Linked DNA regions of Homo sapiens: region 2 is linked to region 1. Evidence: chromatin loops called from intact Hi-C (ENCODE). Cell type or tissue: CD4-positive, alpha-beta T cell. All regions are shown on one strand. Each heading gives the region's core, and the rest is flanking DNA. Links, peaks and the distances in the headings are about the cores only.

Region 1 (5,372 bases), core at 66-5,065:
GGTCTAGAAGCCAGGCCTTTGGACTGTAAGCCAGCGTGGGTTCTACTTGAAAGATTGCCTTGATGAAAGGAAAAGTATCAATTTCATCTTACTTAGCCTGGTAAAAAGGCGTTCCCTAGGGCTGCCAGTCACATGGGGAGAATGGCCTCCTTGTCACTTGTGCTAGGGACATAACCACGTGCTATAGGCTCCTGCTCAGAAGGGAAGGCTTTCAGAAGCCAGAGAGGCCCATTATCAGATGATGGGGAAAGTGCGGATCAGAAGGTCAGAGGCTTCTTGTGTTCTGCGTCTGGATGCGTTCTCTTCCTTTTGCGGTAATAAGGAAGAAGCACGCATTTATGCCCCACCCTGTTATCAGTTGACCTTCCCAGGGTGCTGGGCATATGACCTAGTTTGTTTTTTGGGTTTTGTTGTGGGATAAGACTCCAGAAAGATTAAAGATGGCAGCTGTGGCATTAGAAAACATATATAGCGGCTGGGCGCAGTGGCTCACTTTGGGAGGCCGAGGTGTCCGGATCACAAGGTCAGGAGATGATCGAGACCATCCTGGCTGACACGGTGAAACCCCGTCTCTACTAAAAATACAAAAAAAATTAGCTGGGCATGGCGGCATGCCCCTGTAGTCCCAGCTGTTGGGGAGGCTGAGGCAGGAGAATGGCGTGAACCCGGGAGGCGGAGCTTGCAGTGAGCCAACATCGCGCCACTGCACTCCAGCCTGGGCAACAGAGCAAGACTCCGTCTCAAAAAAATAAAAATAAAAAAAGAAAACATATATAGCTTTCCTGCCCCATGACACTGCTGTGGACATGACCACAACAGGAGGACAGGCAGGAATAATAGCTGCTTGCTAGTGTGGAAGAGTTGTCCTGTAGCTCAGAAATGGAAATGAGGGGTAGGCTATCTGGGAAACAGACTGTTTCTGCCTCCATATTAGGAAGATCTTTAGCTGCTTAAGGGAAGAATAGGCTGCCTTTAGGACATGGTCAGCTTGTTGTCCCTAGAGACACTAATGGGAAGTTGACTTTTTTTTTTTTTTTTTTTTTTTGAGGATGAGAAACACTAAAATGTATTATATATTCTGGGCTGGGTGCAGTGATTCAGGCCTGTAATCCAGCACTTTGGGAGGCAGAGGTGGGAGGATGGCTTGAGCCCAGGAGTTTGAGACCAGCCTGGGCAATGTGAGACTCCATCTGTACAAAATATTTTAAAAAATTAGCCAGTCTTGCTAGTGTGTACTTATAGTTCTAGCTACTCAGAAGGCTGAGGTGGGAGGATCACCTGGGTCCAGGAGGTTTAGGCTGCAGTGAGCTATGATTGCACCCCCCTCTCCAGCCTCAGCAACAGAGCGAGACCCTGTTTTTTGTTTTGTTTTGTTGTTGTTGTTGTTTTGAGACGGAGCTTCACTCTGTCACCCAGGCTGGAGTGCAGTGGCGTGATCTCAGCTCACTGCAACCTCCGCCTCCTGGGTTTAAGCAATTCTCCTGCCCCAGCCTCCCGAGTAGCTGGGACTATAGGCGCCCGCCACCACACCCGGCTATTTTTTGTATTTTTAGTAGAGACAGGGTTTCACCATGTTGGCTAGGCTGGTCTCAAACTCATGACCTCAGGTGATCCACCCGCCTCGGCCTCCCAAAGTGCTGGGATTACAGGCGTGAGCCACCGCATCCGGCCCCCTTTTTCTTGACTGACTTTGAAGGCACTAGTCTTGTCTTGCAGAAGCTCCCTCATTCTAGACTTGTTTGTTTCCTTGTGGTGGTGATCATCTTCCTCTTTGTTTCTTACAAGTTGACAAATGCCCCTTCCCTAGTTCCAGGGATCCCTGTACAGACCCTTCCAGGAAACACAGAACCAGGCGCTTATACTTCTTTGTTTTTTCTTAGGTTGGCATCAACTACCAGTCCCCCACAGTGGTGCCCGGGGGTGCTGTAGCCAAGGTGCAGCGGGCAGTCTGCGTGCTAAACAATACCACAGCCATCACTGAGGCCTGGGCCCGCCTCAACCAAAAGTTTGACCTGATGTATGCCAAGCGGGCATTTATGCACTGTTATGTGGACAGGGGCATGGAGGAAGGTGAGCTCTCTGGGCCTGAGAGGACCTGGCTGCCCTGGAGAAGGATTATGAAGTAGGCACAGAATCTTTGGACAGCGAGGATGAGCATGAGGAGTTCTAGGGGTCCTGGCACCTGTAACACCTGGTCTCTCGCACCACAGTTGTGTGTGTATCTCATTCCACTGTTCCCTGACCCCCTACAAATACAATGGATATTGCAAGCGATGTGGAACTCTGTGGAATTCTGCCCAGGCAGTGGGCCATCTTTAAGCTTCTCAGCTTCCTTTAATGTCTTTCTAAGTTGAAGGGCAGGGTGGCCTCTGCTGCTAGGGCCTCCAGCCAGGGCATGTCTAGTGGAGGATTGGCACTGCTTCCCTCCTGTGTGAGCGGACCACCCTGACACGCCTTCGCCGGTTCAGCACCCAGGCTGTGGTACTTCAACTTCACAGGGGTCCCTATGTGTACCCCCTTGTCTCCAGCCCAGTTCGAGGAAGAGTAAGCTTTCTAGAGATTCTAATGAAAGCTGCCGAAAGTTTATCTGCCCCCAGCATTCCGGGGCAGAAACTGCAGGACTTCAGTGCCACAAGGAATCAAGCACGTCTAACCACTCCTCCCGCCTGATGGCCAAGAGAGGGCAGTAGAGGTTGCCTTCACAGGCCTCTCCGCAGCAGCCATCTTAGACTTGAGGGCTCTGTCCTGATGCCTTACAAACGCAGGGTCCAAGAAATAGGATTCCAAAAAAAACAGTGGTCTCCAGCCTGGGACTATGAAGATACGAAACAACTTACTTTAAGGGACAGGGTCTCGCTGTGTTGCATGCGCTGGAATGTAGTGGTTATTCTCACAGATGTGGTCACAGCATGCTACAGCCTTGGACTCCTGGGCTCAAGCCATCCTCCTGCCTCAGCCTCCCCATGTGGTGGCCTACAGGCACTACCTCATGCCTGGCTATGAAGTAAATCTTAAAAGTGCCTATGAGACTTTTAGGCAAGAAGATCCGTATCTCTTATTCTCAACGGAGTTCCTAATGAGGAAATTAGGAACTGTTGTTTTAGAGGCTTAGGCATATCTGCTCACATGTGGTGTCAGAGATCAATTTATTAGTAAAAGGTTCTGGCAGAAGCTAATGACTAAACAAATGGCCCCTTCTGGAACAGTCCAGGTTCAAGGAGGCTGCTTTTATTATTATTTTATTATTATTTATTTTTTTGGAGACGGAGTCTCACTCTGTCGCCCAGGCTGGAGTGCAGTGGCACGATCTCAGCTCACTGCAACCTCCGCCTTCTGGGTTCAAGCGATTCTCCTACCTCAGCCTCCTGAGTAGCTGGGACTATGGGTGCACACTGCCACTCCTGGCTAATTTTTTGTATTTTAGTGGAGACAGGGTTTCACCATGTTGCCCAGGCTGGTCTCGAACTCCTGAGGTCAGGCAATCTGCCCTCCTCACCCTCCCAAAGTGCTAGGATTACAGGCGTGAGCCACTGTGCCCAGCTATTTTTTTTTTTTTTTTTTTTTGTGAGACAGAGTCTCACTCTCTCTCCCGGGCTGGCATGCAGTGGCGTGATCTCAGCTCACTGCAACCTCTGCCTTCCAGGTTCAAGCAATTCTTCTGCCTCAGCCTCCTGAATAGCTGGGATTACAGGCATGCGCCACCATCCCTGGCTAATTTTTGTATTTGTAGTAGAGATGAGGTTTCACTATGTTGGCCAGGCTGGTCTCACACCCCTGATCTCAGGTGATCCGCCCACCTCAGCCTCCCAAAGTGCAAGGATCACAGGCATGAACCACCTCGCCTGGCCAGGCTGCTTTTAAATAATGTGCTTAAAGTCCCCTCAGCCAGGAGAGGTTGCAAGCTTATGTATTCTTAAACCACAGAGAATCTCCATGGAGCCAGGCTTTGTTCCTGGCAAGGCCACTGAGCAGAACCTAACCCAGCCCCTGCCAGAAAGGCGAGGGCCACCCATACTCTTGGCCTGGAACTACCTACTCTGGTTTTTGGACACTTAATTCTAGCACGTGTTTGCTCTCTTAAGCACCAGTGAGCCTTGGGGCTGCCTAAATGTCATCTGTGGCCTTGCTTTGGCTTCAGGAAACTGGTTACTAGCGTTAATCTAGAGACTTATTCCCAGCATCTGTGAGCCTTGCTCCTTGATCCCTGGGAGGGTATTTGCCAAAAGGAGGGAATCCCAGAGCCTACAGCATAGTGCCCAGGGTCACAGACTGCCCCTACCATGGAACTGCATGCTTAGGTCCAGAGGGGCTGTGGCCTTGTGTGCTGGTTGGTCCCCACATGTTGGGCCTCTTCCTTTTTTTAGCATCTTCCTCTGTATTTGCATTTCTGAGCAGAGAGGTCTGACAGTCTTCTGCTTGGCTGTATTCCCCCTTTCCCTCAGTCCCCATAGTCCCCAAAAGACAAGGGCCTCAACCTACTGTGTCATTTGTCTTAATTCGCTAATAGCGTGGCTCTGACATGGGTGTGTATCCTTACTTGTGCCCCCTTTCTTTCGTGTAAGCAAGACAAGTCTCCCTTGCTATAGCGGTTGATTTTTTCTATTTTACTCCAGAGTCTTTCTCCAAAGCTGTTCCTAGGAGACTGCTAACCTACTGGTTCCTCTAGTACTGGGTAGAGGTGGAATAAGGGCACAGAAGGAAGGGAAAGAGGTTGGAGAAACCTGCTCTATTAAAGTGTCTGTTGCCGGGCCTGGTGGCTCACACCTGTAATCCCAGCACTTTGGGAGGCCGAGGCGGGTGGATCACCTGAGGTCAGGAGTTCGAGACCAGCCTGGCCAACATGGTGAAACCTTGTCTCTACTAAAAATACGAAACATTAGCCGGGCGTGGTGGCGCATGCCTGTAATCTCAGCTACTCAGGAGGCTGAGGCAGGAGAATCGCTTGAACCCAGGAGGCGGAGGTTGCAGTGAGCCGAGATTGCACCATTGCACTCCAGCTTGGGCAACAAGAGCAAAACTCTGTCTCCAAAAAATAAATAAATTAATTAATTAATTAATTAATTAAAGTGCCTATTAACGGATCTGGATCTGTTGATGTTTGGCAGGTGCCCCTGGTCTGCTCTGCCGGTATCTTCACCCGGAAACCAGTGAGCTGATGTTTTCTTTCCTTCTCTTCCTCTCACTGGGCCCATGGATTCATACATATTAGCAGTTCAATCCATCATGCAGAGAGACCACCCCTCCCTGAGCACATACCCCAGGCCACAGGAAGGTGAACATCCAGTGAGGGTTGGACTCCTAGCCCTGAGCACTCTCCTGTGATGAGATACCAGATAGAATGAGTCAGTTAAAGCTGGGGGTAGCAAGCTCGA
Region 2 (5,372 bases), core at 135-5,134, 200 kb after region 1:
TCCATAGTGCTGGTTGTAGCACAGATCTGATGTGTGTGTGTGTTGGGCGGGGGCAGGGGTCAATGATCAGTGTCACCTCTCCAAGTAGGATGAACTCCCCATGAGGGCACAACCTTGTCTGCTTTTGCTCATCATTAACTCCCCAATGCTGAGAATAGCATTTGACACATGAAGTAGGCAATTAACAAAAGATTGTTGAATGGATGAATGAATTGGCAGGAGTGAGTCTGGAGTCAGGTTTTGCACTTGGGCGGAGAGGCTGGAGGAAGGCGTTCTGGTGCCTTCGAAGAAACAGGGCTGGCCTAAGTGTAGGTGCTGCAAGTGGAAGCAGCTATCACAGGCTCAGAAAGTGGGTCTGCCAGGGAGCGTGGGCAGCAGAGTTGCAGTGGAGAATGTGCCTTCTTGGGTCACGTGACTGTGAAAATATTAGTCCTCAGGAGCAATTAGTTAAGTTAATTAGCTCATCCATTTAAGCAGCAGCTAAAGCAATGGGGCCTGAAGACCGTTTGGGGAAAGACACTTAATTATTTGCACCAATGTCACCCTAATTTCCCCAGTAAGCTCAGCTGTGGCTGGGCAAGGGCAGAGACCTGAACACTCAATTGATTTCCTCTTTTTGGGGCCTAGAGTGGGAGGGGTAGAGGGACCTGGGGAGGAGGGCTGGCTGAAAGCAGGCTGCCAGGGCCCTTGAAGCCCCACTGGCCACCTTCAGACTTTGCATCTCTCATTGACCCTTCTGATCAAGACATAAGTTTTCCAGGCCCCAGGGATGTCACTCCAGAGAGAGGATAACTTAGTCAAGGTCACACAGCAAGTTAGTTCTAGGGACAGACCCAGAACCCAGGCTCCCAGCCTCCTTGACCAGGACCTCCTCTTCAAGGAAAGAAAAGAAGAGGTGCAGAAATCACTGTGGTGACCCACAGAGGTCCAGCGGGTTGTGGCGATGTAGTCACACAGCATAGCTCCCCTAGAGAAGCATGCAGCGGTACCTTGCCTCCATCGTGGGACTCCAGCGCCCAGTCTCTGTTTCCCTGTCTGGAAAATGAGGCCAGTGTTTGTGGGGAGTGGGCTTGGAGATACCGCCATTCCCTATTCCCAATCTCTGGGGATGGTCTTTGGGCATACAGGTTCTGGTCTATTTCTGACCCCCATACGAGGTCAGCAGTTAAGGCAAGCATCTACTATGTGCCCAGACTGTGCTAGATGCTTTGGGTGGGGGTGGGGGTAACGGCCAAGGTATGGGACCAGTCCCCTGTGGTAGTACAAGCAAAGTGACTGGAGAACAGTACCAGCCAGTGCGTAGTGACATGCTGAGCTGTGTGTCTGTGAGGACAAGTCAGTCAGAACTGAGGTGATGAGTGAGGAGATGGAGAACTAAAGGTGCTCTAGGTAAGCGTGTGAATCTATATATCTAAGTATGAATCTATGCAGGGATATGAGGATGCAGATGGGCTGGACGGTTCAGGGGGGGTCCGTGTTGGGGACAGAGGCATGAGAGTTGGAGTGATCAGGTGGGGCCGTTTGGAGAAGGGCCTTTTGTCTGGGTGCAGCAGGAAGAGAGTGACAATCGAGATTTTCTATGAAAATAGTGGCATTGAGATGTCAAGCCGCTCATGCAAAAGGACAAGGAAAAACTTACACCATCAGGGAGGGGCATTCTTTCCATGGGATGCAGAGCTGGGGGACTTGCAGGCAAGGCTAGGTTAGGAGGAAATCCAAACTCTAAGGGGGGGTGGGTGGTGGGAAGGAAAATGATATGCATCAAAGGCCAACTCAGGCTCTAGGCACTGTGCTTTAAATGGGTTATCTTAGGTGAATTGGTGATGAATGTTCCTTGAGAAAAGGAAACTGGAGCTCATCTGGAGCTCAGAGAGTTTAAGTAATTAATCCAAGTCACACAGTTAGCACAAGGCAGAGCCACGTTTCTGGGTCTGATTTTGAAGCCAGGGTCTTTCCACCGAAGCAGTCCTCTCACCCTTGGCTACATGGAGAATGACTGATGCCCGGCCCCCTCCCAGGATAGCTGAGGGAGTCTCTGGGAGATGGGGCTGGGCACCTTTCCTTTAAGCTCCTCAAGTGACCCTGCTGGGCAGAGAAGTTGCGAGGGCCCAGCAGCAAGCTGCCTCCTGCTTTGGTCCCCAGGTTCCAGCCATTGCATCACAGGGGACTGGCTCCTGTCACCATGCACTAACTCCATTGCTGTCAAGGATGCAGGAGGTAGGGAAGACACATTGGTGCACTAAAGTTGATCTGAGACAGGCCTCCTGCAGAAAGGCAGGTGCCCAAATTCAAAGGAGGAGCTGAGAGATGAAGAACAGTGAAGACAGAGGCTGAACCCACTGACCCCTCCTTGTCACCCCCAACCCAGATCCATGCATGACCCCAAGGAGTTCCTCTTCTGCCATCACCACAACCCTTGACATATGTTTATTTCTCCCCAGGGAGCCATCCTCAGATGCCACTCACCCAAGGCAAAGGGACGATGGCTGTTCCCTCAACAGATGCACACACGGCTCCTCGGGCCCCTTCCACTGGCATCAGCCACCACCAACTCTCTGCAGAGGGAACAACTCTCCCAGAGATAGTTGAATGATTGGCTGCGATAGGCACCATTTCAGACTTGCTGTGTGACTTACTTAGACGGAGTCTCACTCTGTCACCAGGCTGGAGTACAGGGGCGGGATCTCGGCTCACTGCAACCTCCGCCTCCCGGGTTCAAGCGATTCTCCTGCCTCAGCCTCCTGAGTAGCTGGGACTACAGGTGCACACCACCATGCCCAGCTAATTTTTGTATTTTTAGTAGAGACGGGGCTTCACCATGTTTGCAGGATGGTCTCGATCTCTTGACCTCGTGATCTGCCTGCCTCAGCCTCCCAAGGTGCTGGGATTACAGGCGTGAGCCACCACGCCTGCCCTCTGTGTGACTTATTTAAACATATTCTTCTGTAAACTGGGTAGAATAATATCTGCATGGAAACTTATACCTGAAGGCTTTAGGAAAAAGAAAGATTGTTTAGGAGCCTTTTGTAGCTTCTTAGCTGTGAGGTAATAACTATTGATAGATAGGAATGTGCCGAGGTGGAAAGAATGAACCAGCATTTGAGTCCAATAGTCTGGAATCAAATCTAGTCACTGCCATGTGTGAGGTTCTTAACATCTTCAGAGCAAGTTTTCCTGTATGATTTATGAGTCAATGAATTCCATGTCTTCTGCCCAACCTCCTTTCTGAACCCCAGGCCCACATTTCTAGGGGCCTCCTGGACATTTCCTCCTGGATATGGCACAGGCTCCCAAACTGATCGTGTCCCAGGCTGAACTCCCCACTCCCACCCACCCCTGTGCGTCCTCTCTTGGTGACTGACATCCCTATCCTTCCCGTTTCACATGCCAGAGATCCAGAAGTCATCCTGGACTCCTCTCTTTTCCTCACCCCGACCCCCAATTAGCTACCCAGTGTGCAGTCTTGCATGTAGATGAGCAAATCCATCCCTTCCTTCCCACTCCCATGGCTCCTCCATGGTGTAGACTGGTATTGGCTTTCCCTTGACCTGCCGCAACACTCCCTCTTCTCATTGCCTCCTGCCAGCTCCCTGCTTCAAGCCTTCCGCTGTGCCCGTTGCCTGTGTGGGCAGAAGCCCCACACCCTTAGCCTGGCTTGCAAGGCCCTTCGCATCCAGGCTCCAATGCCCCTCCCACCCCACTCCCGGCCCCTTCTTCCCACTCTGCCCAGTGCCTCCAGGCGGCATGCCCAGCGTCCTCCTTCTTCCACGCTGGAGCACTCGCTATTCCCTTTGCCTGAAACACCCGCCTTTCCTTGGGATCAGATCAGAAGTGTACTTCAAGAGCCACTCAGAAGCCATCTTCTCTGGCTGTTCCTTCATCTTAACCCCCATGGAGGCTCCAAGGGCTCCGGCTCCACGGTCTTTTGTGCACACTGCTGTTTTCCCCGTGCTGCACTGTTATCTGCCTATGTGCCTGTCTCCCCCAGCAAACTTCCAAACTCTTGTGGGCAGGGATTGTGTCCCAGAGCACTCTATCCCAGGGCCAGGCAGAGTGCAGGGCACATAGTATGTATTCAATAAAAACATATCATAGCCAGGTGTGGTGGTGTGTGCCTGAAATCCCAGCTACTCAGGAGGCTGAGGCAGGAGAATAGCTTGAACCCGGGAGGCAGGGGTTGCAGTGAGCTGAGATTGTGCCATTGCACTCCAGCCTGGGTGACAGAGCGAAACTATGTCTCAAAAAAAAAAAAACAAAAGCATATGAAACAAATGTTTGGCAGACCCCAAAGACCCAGCTACTCTGGAAGAGACGTACACGTAGGCTATGCCCCTTATATATGTGCCCAACCAGTAGGTGGCAATGGAAGTGTCACTGCGTGCAAGCACATGACCCTTTCTGGGGTCCTCTCAGGCAGGCTGGACACCCCGGCTCACAGGTGGACAGGAGTACCTGGAACACGGGGCTCACTCAGGTAGAGTTCCTCAGGCTGCAGTTTACATACCCGCAGACAGGGGAGTTGATTATTTGGGCTTCTTGGATTCTCTGGGAAGATCCTCTGAGCCCAGCCCCAATTCCCTTTTCCTCTTCCGGGGCCCTCTGCCAAACATCTGTTCTTAGATGGCCTACATGTCTGGCTCGAGTCTAGAGAGAACTTGGAATCGCTCCCCATGTCCGGGAAAAGCCCTTACGGAGGGGATGGAGAAGATCTGTACTTTTGTGCAGGGAAGACTGGAGCTGGATTGACAGCAGCCTGGGAGACTGAAGTTGGCTGTGCGGTCTTGGGCAAGTCACATCACTCCCCAGAAGGTGGATGGGTTTTAGCGCCTCCACAGACCAGTGCTTGAATACTGGCTCTGGCACTTCCCAGCTATGCAGACTTGGGCAAGTCATTTGCATTTTGGGGGCCTCAGTTTTCCCAGCTGTGAAATGGGGACAAACACCAGTTTCATAAAGTAGTTACAGGGATGAGGTAGGATCCAAGTGTCTACAATGCTGTTCAGTTTATGACTGAGGAAGGAGGCACCTGTATCAATTGGCAAGGCATATGGCACAGGGGTTTGGAGTGCGGCCTCAGGAGGCGATGATGAGGTTCAGATCCTGCATCTTCCCTTTTCTAACTGTGTGACCTTGGACAAGTTATTTTACCTCTCTTTACCTCAGTTTTCCCATCTTGAAAATAGAAATAAGAATAATCCTCTCTCCTAGTGTTTTTGTAAGTATGAAGTAAATAAATTCATGTGAAACCCTTAAAATAGTACCTGGCACATAGTAAGCATGAATTCGTGCTTCCTATCACCATTGCTGTCAGCCTCATCAATATCATCATCTCAATACTTGAATCTCATTAACTCCAGGCACCTACTTGCTCT

Evidence for each region. Hi-C counts contacts between places; a loop is a spot of excess contacts. Peaks named below come from ENCODE experiments on the same cell type or tissue, not always from the same donor. Only the 100,000 strongest peaks of a DNase experiment are listed, where the experiment ranks them.
Region 2: it touches region 1 in a loop (5-fold over the local background); 1 of 110 quality-filtered maps calls a loop at or near these places.

The regions. Positions count from the first base shown.
Region 1 is chr1:202,849,789-202,855,160 of GRCh38, reverse strand. No RefSeq gene overlaps it. Among named protein-coding and RNA genes, the nearest start is that of RABIF, 37 kb to the left of the region's middle. RefSeq lists an enhancer at 1,635-2,134. In CD4-positive, alpha-beta T cell, for the core only: no CTCF peak of the experiment used is centred there; a DNase peak (open chromatin) is centred at 2,680.
Region 2 is chr1:202,649,322-202,654,693 of GRCh38, reverse strand. The region is part of intron 1 of SYT2 (synaptotagmin 2); the gene reads left to right. Among named protein-coding and RNA genes, the nearest start is that of SYT2, 58 kb to the left of the region's middle. In CD4-positive, alpha-beta T cell, for the core only: no CTCF peak of the experiment used is centred there; no DNase peak of the experiment used is centred there; H3K27me3 peaks cover 495 bases.